Regions from separate parts of the Homo sapiens genome. Here all the other regions are linked to region 2. A link is a loop called in an ENCODE intact Hi-C map of the cell type or tissue named here. Cell type or tissue: CD4-positive, alpha-beta T cell. All regions are shown on one strand.

Evidence for each region. Hi-C counts contacts between places; a loop is a spot of excess contacts. Peaks named below come from ENCODE experiments on the same cell type or tissue, not always from the same donor. Only the 100,000 strongest peaks of a DNase experiment are listed, where the experiment ranks them.
Region 1: it touches region 2 in a loop (4-fold over the local background); 37 of 110 quality-filtered maps call a loop at or near these places.
Region 3: it touches region 2 in a loop (5-fold over the local background); 57 of 110 quality-filtered maps call a loop at or near these places.

Annotation. Positions count from the first base shown.
Region 1 is chr17:72,985,309-72,987,808 of GRCh38, reverse strand. All of the region lies in intron 4 of SLC39A11 (solute carrier family 39 member 11), which reads left to right. Among named protein-coding and RNA genes, the nearest start is that of SLC39A11, 110 kb to the left of the region's middle. RefSeq lists a silencer at 1,492-1,541. In CD4-positive, alpha-beta T cell, CTCF peaks have their summits at 1,286 and 1,487 (motif pointing left); a DNase peak (open chromatin) is centred at 1,508.
Region 2 is chr17:72,724,657-72,727,156 of GRCh38, reverse strand. All of the region lies in intron 7 of SLC39A11 (solute carrier family 39 member 11), which reads left to right. Among named protein-coding and RNA genes, the nearest start is that of LINC00511, 85 kb to the right of the region's middle. RefSeq lists a silencer at 1,427-1,496 and an enhancer at 1,547-1,616. In CD4-positive, alpha-beta T cell, CTCF peaks have their summits at 1,288 and 1,498 (motif pointing left); DNase peaks (open chromatin) are centred at 26 and 1,486; H3K4me3 peaks cover 272 bases; H3K27ac peaks cover 1,085 bases.
Region 3 is chr17:73,190,646-73,193,145 of GRCh38, reverse strand. It overlaps COG1 (component of oligomeric golgi complex 1), which reads right to left and starts at 91. Exons shown (of 14, transcript NM_018714.3): 1 at 1-91. The coding sequence starts at 76. RefSeq lists enhancers at 1-139, 770-819, 105-864. In CD4-positive, alpha-beta T cell, CTCF peaks have their summits at 1,273 and 1,474 (motif pointing left); DNase peaks (open chromatin) are centred at 115, 465 and 1,505; H3K4me3 peaks cover 1,572 bases; H3K27ac peaks cover 663 bases.

The DNA.
Region 1 (2,500 bases), 260 kb before region 2:
GTGGATGAGGGAGATTGTTCCCAAAACAACCGTTGGGGCTTCACCTTTCTCTGTAAGTGTCATGAAGTTTTGGAGTGGAGAAAGACTTGGTGTGGAAGAGGAAGGGGTATTCTGATTCAGGACTTTGTCTTTAGGCAAGGAAAAAAACATTTCTTATTTTCCAGAGATTGCTAAAGAATTCTAGTGCAAGCCATCTGTTCCCCTAATAGCCCATTCAGTCCCCTTTTTGGGGAATGGGGAGCATATTTTAACATTTCTGAATTTGCCATGGGAGTGTCAGGGTACCTCTTACTGATTTCTTTAGTAGATTGTGGGATTAATTGTTCATTCCATCTTATTTCTGTCACAAATCCAGGAACTGTATGCTAAGTGCCCCATTCACTCAAACTGGATACACTTTACACAAGTACATTTGGTGATTACCTAATAAGAGACAAACTTCAGGTCCTTGTGGAGTGTCTTAGTCCATTAAGTGTTGCCATAAAGGAATACCTGAGGCTGGGTAATTTACAGACAATAGGTTTATTTGGCTCTCAGTTCTGCAGACTGTATAAGAAGCATAGTGCCAGCATCTGCTTCTGGGGAGGGCCTCAAGAAGCTTCCAATCATGGCAGATGGTGAAGGGGGAACAGATGTGTGACGTGACAAGCGAAGGAGCAAAAGAACTAGCAGGATCTTTCAAACAACCAGTGCTCTCCTGAACCAACAGAGTGAGAACTCGCACATTACTGTGGGGAGGGCAACAAACCATTCATGAGGGATCTGCTCCCGTGACCCAAACCCCTCCTACCAGGCCCTCCTCCAGCACTGGGGCTCACATTTCAACATGAGATTTGGAGGGAACACACATCCATACTATGTCAGAGCTTTGTGGTTTATTGGACAATACCCTGTGCTTTTATTCTTTCCCTTCTGGTATAAAAAACTAGTCATTGTAGTTGAAGACAGTAACCAGTTCATCCCTCATGTTGGCGAGGCTGGTCTTGAACTCCTGACCTCAAGTAATCTGCCTGCCTCAGCCTCCCAAAGTGCTTGGATTACAGGCATGAGCCACCATGCCCGGCCTGTGATTATGTCTTATATCCAATCTACAAGTGCTTCTCACACCTGAATGTGTGCACGGTTCACCCCGGGAGCCTGTTAAAATGCAGATGATGATTTGGCAGGTCTGGGTTGGGGCCCAAGACTGTATGTGTCTCCCAAGCTGTCAAGGTGGCTGATGCTCCTGATCCATGGAGCCCCCTCGGGCTAGCTGGGGGTGGAGGGTGCAGCAGTGTGGCAGTAATGGGACCTCACAGTTGGAAGGGTCCTTGGAGGGTCTGTGGGCCAGTGCCTGGCAGGTGGCGCGTCACACTCGACTTTCTGATGTTCTGATTTAGGAGGCTTTGGGTGGAGCTTAGACGTCTGTATTTCTAAAAAGCTTCACCGGGGCTTTGTCTGCATGGCCAGGCTTGGCAACCACCAGTTTGTCCAGCTCCCCAGCCGTGGTTTGCATCACCTCAACATCTCCCCCTAGTGGTTGTGTTGTGACTAGGGTGTCCTGGCTTTCAAAGCTAGCTCCACAGCCGTCAGGCTTCTGGGGGACCCTGGAGTCTTACTGGGGAGTGAACTGGTTTCCTAGGGCTGTGGGAACAATATATCACAATTTGAATAGCTTAAACAACAGACATTTATTGTCTCAGTTCTAGAGGCTAGAACTTTCTGGAAAGTAGTTCTAAGATTCTGACCTCAAGATGTCAGCAGGGCCATGTGCCTCCTCAAGGCTCCAGGGAAGGATGAGCTCCAAGCCCCTCTCCTAGCTTTTGGTGGTTCCTTGGCTTCTAGTAGCATAACTCCAGTCTTCCCGTAGTATTTTCCTTGTGTGCCTGTCTCTGTGTCCAAATTTCTCCTTTTTATAAGGAAAAAATCATATTGAATTGGGACCTGCCCTAATGACCTTATCTTACCTCGATCATTTACAAAGACCCTGTTTGCAAAAAAGGTCACATTTATAGACAACATCTTTTGCAGGAATGCAGTTCAACCCATCACAGGGAGATAGGGCATCGATTGCAGGAAGATTAATAAATAAAAGACAGTAATAAAAAGTTAGGCCTGGCCAGATGCGGTGGCTCATGCCTGTAATCCCAGCACTTTGGGAGTTTGAGGTGGGTGGATCACCTGAGGTCAGGAGTTCGAGACCAGCCTGGCCAACATGGCGAAACCCTGTCTCTCCTAAAAATACCAAAATTAGCTCGGTGTTGTGGTGCATGCCTGTAGTCCCAGCTACTCGGGAGGCTGAGGCAGGAGAATTGCTTGAACCTGGGAGGTGGAGGTTGCAGTGAGCCGAGATGGCGCCCCTGCACTCCAGCCTAGGTGAGAGAGTGAGACTCTGTCTCAAAAAAAAAAAAAAAAAAAAAAAGGCAGGCCCCATGCAAATAAAGAAGGTTTGCATGGAAATGAATGTCACAAGTGGGTAATACCTGATAGGGTCAGATATAGCTGGCTAGTCCCGTCAGCA
Region 2 (2,500 bases):
GTAAGACTGTTTATGCTTAAACACTCAGCTTCACATACCACTTCCTGTTTTAAGCTTTGACTAAGCACGCGTCAAGAGACGTTTGTAGTCTGTGGACCTGCCTTGACCTACAGGTGCAGCGGCCATCCCAGAGCAGGCTGTGCACAGCAGAGGAGGCTGGCTGCGAACTTTAGTGTGCCATGGATAGTCCACAAAACACATCCCCAAGATATGACCGGACCAGCTACTGCTAATCAACACCCAGACACTTGGTAAAGGAGGCATGGTTGATTAGTCTACATTTGGATGTAGTATAGCCCATTAAATTACACATGGAGGCATCAAAACCAATTTTAAGATATATGTTTGCCTCTCTGATCAAAGAGGAAAGATCGTAAGTCAGATAAATCCTTTCCCCTGGCTTATACATATATATGTTGATATATTAACAATTATTTAAGACAGCAGCCATTAGTTAACAAAGCAACCCTTTATTTAGAAAGAAAAGTGGCATATTTTGACATATTTTCCTGGTCATTCATCAACATTAGCTAGTAGATGAGCATGTCTGTATGTGTAAGATACGTTACATGTGTGTCTACCTGTCCAAGCAGCCCCTCTACTTTTGCTCCAGTAGATTGTGTGTGTGTGTGTTTGTGTGTGTGTGTAGACAGGATCTTGTTCTGTTGCTCAGGCCGCAGTGCAGTGGCACAATCATAGCTTGCTGCAGCCTTGACCTCCTGGGCTCAAATAATCCTCCCTCCTCAGCCTCCCAAGTAGCTGGGACTCCAGGTGTGCATCCTGTAGATTATTGAAAGCATGCTTGCAGGTTACCTGTAGAGAAGTTACAAAGGAGACTTCATTGTTGTGGCGGGGAGGAGTCTCGGAGAACTCACATGGAAACATTTTAATTATAGTTCACTCTAACATCTTTGAACAAGCAAGCTGTCTTCACTGGCTCCCTCCAAGCCTCCATGCAGCTGCTCTTGCAATGCCTAGACCTGCCCCAGGCAGCACTCAGTCTCCCAGACTCGTGGAGCATCCTAGGGAGACCCTTACTTCCTCAAAGTTGCTGATCTTAACCTCCTCCCTGCCTAGCAACTTGGGTCTCAGCATTCCCAGCCTGGTCTCCCTGGAGAGTGGCTTTTAGCCTGAGAATTGGAGACCCAGCCTGAGGACACTAAGGTACTTGTGGAGAAAATACTTTGACATCTTGATCCCACTGTCCCCACCCTTTCACAGCAGAAAAATGCCCCTCCCACCCTTGAGTCACTTCGGCACAATCCTGTTCTATTCTTTATCTGCAATCGCACATTGTGCTCTCAATTTTATTTTATGCAGGCAAGCTCTTCTCTTGAACCTATCACACTACCCTGTCTGGAATTCTAGAGTGATCTATTGGCAGCTCCTTCTCTTCAGTTTTCCTGGCTCATCCTGCCACACTACACAGCCTCACCTTACAAAGAGACAGTGGAATTTGAAAGTGCCGGCTGGCAGCGGTGGACAGACGGCGCCACCACGCGGTAGCTTGGTAGCATAGGTTGCTAGACACAGTACCAGAAGGAAAAAGTTTGACCAGGAAAGGTGACTGTGTGTCGCTATCCAAATCTATGTTCGGCTTGTACAGAAGGTGTATCTGCAGAAGGCTAAGGACCATATATGTAAGTTACATGTAACTTTGGACATGTCCAACTTTGCTTTGGATATTTTTCAAAATAGTAACATCCTTATATTCTGGCTGTTATACCCTGATTTTTCACCCCCCATTTAATTAAGCATTTATAAAGCTCGTTATTGTCTTATTTTCCCATGTTGGGAATAAAAGTATAGCTTTTATGTGACCCTACGTAGAGGGGTAGAAATGTGAAATGGGCCAATTAAAGTGTCAGAAGCTACTCCAAGCTTTTGATGGTCTACCCTAGCAGGGGAGCATAGAGGTGCGAAAAGTCCTCACTTCCAGACACCCAAAAATCAGTTCAGTTTTTCTTTTTGCCATTTGGAGGGGAGAGGGTGACATTTACTTTTCTAGTGACTTAAAAACATAATGTTATTTATTGCATGCGTTCTGGGAAGTGAAGAAAGTGGGCCAGGCCAAGGAAGTCCACCGGATGCATGGGCAAAGCCAGACCAGGATCAAACAGGTTCTCACCATCCTATGTAATTTGCCATCAAGTCATTCATCAGTCTGTCCATCCATCCATCCCTTCAATCCACAGAGATTCACTGAGCACAGGATTCATCTTTTTGGAGAGAGAGAACTTAGAATAGTTATTTCATCAACTGCAACTGGGAAAACAGGCTTGAATTTGTAGGACTGGTGGGCTGGACATGACTTTGAAAGATCATCTTGCCTCTTAAGTATTTTTTTTTTTTTTAGCAGTTGAGCTTTTGGAACAAGTTCCTAAGCGAACACTCTGGATGGAATAGATACCACCCTTTCCATGAAAGTTCCCCTCTGCACTTGGCAGAAAATCCCTGATCTAGCCCAAGTCTCTAATGTTATAAGTGAAGAAACTGAAGT
Region 3 (2,500 bases), 470 kb before region 2:
CATGCGTCTCGAAAAGAGCCGCAGGGTCGCGCAGATCCAGCCGCTTCAGCGCGGGTGAGGTTGCCGCGGTGGCCATGGTGCACTCGTCAGCCCCCGGCGATCTACCTACGCCCTTTTAGTCCCGCCCCCTCCGCCATCTTCGTTGGGGGCGGAAGCGCTTCCGCCCCGCCGGGGGCCATGTTTGTTACCCGAGGGGGCGGGCGCGAGGGGGCGGGCGCGAGGGGGCGGGCGCGAGGGGGCGGGCGCGAGGGGGCGGGCGCGAGGGGGCGGGCGCGAGGGGGCGGGCGCGAGGGGGCGGGGGCGGGCGCGGGCGCGGGGGCGGGCGCGGTCCTGCGCGGGGTTTTCTTAAACGGAGCCGGCTGGGAAGTGAGGTCGCCAGAGAGGTGAGGTCGCCAGGTTGGCTGCGAAACTGTGGCTGAAGTCTTCCCTTTCCCTTAGGAGCAGAGCTTCTCTGTGGAGTTAGGTGTCGGGATCGGGCCCCGCGGACTGACGGCGTTGGCGCAGGCGCAGCCGCCGCTCTCCGCGCGCCTGGCGCCCGCGAGCAGACTCGGGCGCGCTCGCCGCCGCTGGGTCTCGGATCGCACCCCGCGTGCAGTTTTAGGAAGAGGGACATCCGCGCCCCTCGCTGTTCCCCGGGAAGAGCTACCACGCCGCCCCTGAAGGGGTTCTGAGCGCTTGTTTGGCGTCTGCTTTTCCTCTGCTGTTGATTCGTGTTGGAGGTTTTCCATTTCGTTTAAAACCGATGTTTAGCCCCTGAAGACGTTTTCCCTGCGAGAGCCTGACCTTGGTGGCCATGGGGGAGGAGGGCGGCGGGCTGGGCGGGAGAGGCTGGGACGCCCCGGGGAACGCAGCGCCAGACGGGTGGGCGCTCCTCACGTGGCCCAGGAATAGTAGAATCTGGAGATTGTGGCTTGTTTCTGCTAAGTCCCAGACCCTTCTTTTTTTTTTTTTCTGTTTTAATTTCTTTTGGAAGATTTCACCCACACCAGTGTCGACAAAATGATGCAATGTGCGCAGCGGCCATGCTGAGCCCCCAGCAACTCAGGGCCTACCCTGCATCCCTGCTCATTCCCTCTCCCACCCGCCACCTCCGGACGCACAGAATTTCAATCTGCAAATAAATGGTGCATTTATAATATTCCAGTTTAACCCGCAAGAGCCTTGCGGCGTAGGGAGTATCATTCTCACTTTACAGACTCATTTTACAGATGGGGAAACGGGGGCCCGGAGAGGCAAAGGGTTTTTTACTCAGTAAAAGTGCAGTTTTCAGAGCCTGTCCACGAGATTATCTCATTTTCTCGCACATCGGCCATGCCAGGTAGGTAGGAGTAATATTCCTAGTCCATTTATGAGGAAAAAAAAAAAAGAAACAAAAGCTTATTTACCTGCCCAAATTACATAGCTGATAGGTGACCCAGTGAGTATTTGGACGTCGATTTTTAAATTACTGGCTCGCGCTCTTTTCTACGTTTTCACATAATTTCCCACAGAGCACCCTCTGTTGGCAGGCCTGCAGTTTGCAGTCTCTAATCCCATTCTGCAAGGGACACTTACTGGTATTCGGCTGATAAGCATCCGCAGTATCTCCTTTCTGTGATTGGGGAATTCATCGCTATCTAGCAAAATCTTTTTTTCTGGCGCCCTTTATAGCTACGGTGCCAGCCTGCGGCCTGGGACTGGCACAGCAGGCACAAGCGCCTAGGACTTGGGTGAAGAGTTAGTGACATTAAGAAGCAGGCTGTAATCCCAGCACTTTGGGAGCCCAAGGCGTGTGGATCCCTTGAGCCCAGGAGTTCAAGACCAGCCTGGGCAACACGGCCAAACCCCGTCCTTACAAAAAAATACAAAAAAAGGGGCGCGCGCCGGGTGGCTCATGCCTGTAATCCCAGCACTTTGGGAGGCCGAGGCAGGCGGATCACATGAGGTCAGGAGTTCGAGACCAGCCTGGCCAACATGGTGATACCCTGTCTCTACTAAAAATACAAAAATTAGCTGGGCGTGGTGGCGCACATCTATAATCCCAGCTACTCGGGAGGCTGAGGCAGCAGACAGGAAGCTGAGGCAGGAGAATCACTTGAACCTGGGAGACGGAGGTTGCAGTGAGCCGAGATCGAGACACTGCACTCCAGCCTGAGCGACAGAGTGAGGCTCCGTCTCAAAAAAAAAAAGAAAAAGAAAATTAGCCGGGAGTAGTGGTGTGGGCCTGTGGACCTGTAGTCCCAGCCACTTGACAAGAGGCAAGTGAGGCAAGAGGATCACTTGAGCCTCTGGAGGTCGAGACTGCGTCAGTGAGCCATGATTGGGCCACTGCATTCCAGCCTAGACAACAGAACAAGACCCTGTCTCAAAAAAAAAAAAAAAAAAAAATCGCAGGTGACAGGGGCGATTGCATTTTGGTGGTGGCACAGGTATCACCGGCAACATCCACTCCCTAAGGACAGCAAGGGCAGTGAACTTAGCTCCAGCTCCCAGCTGCTAATGCTGGCGGTGGTGCTGGTGG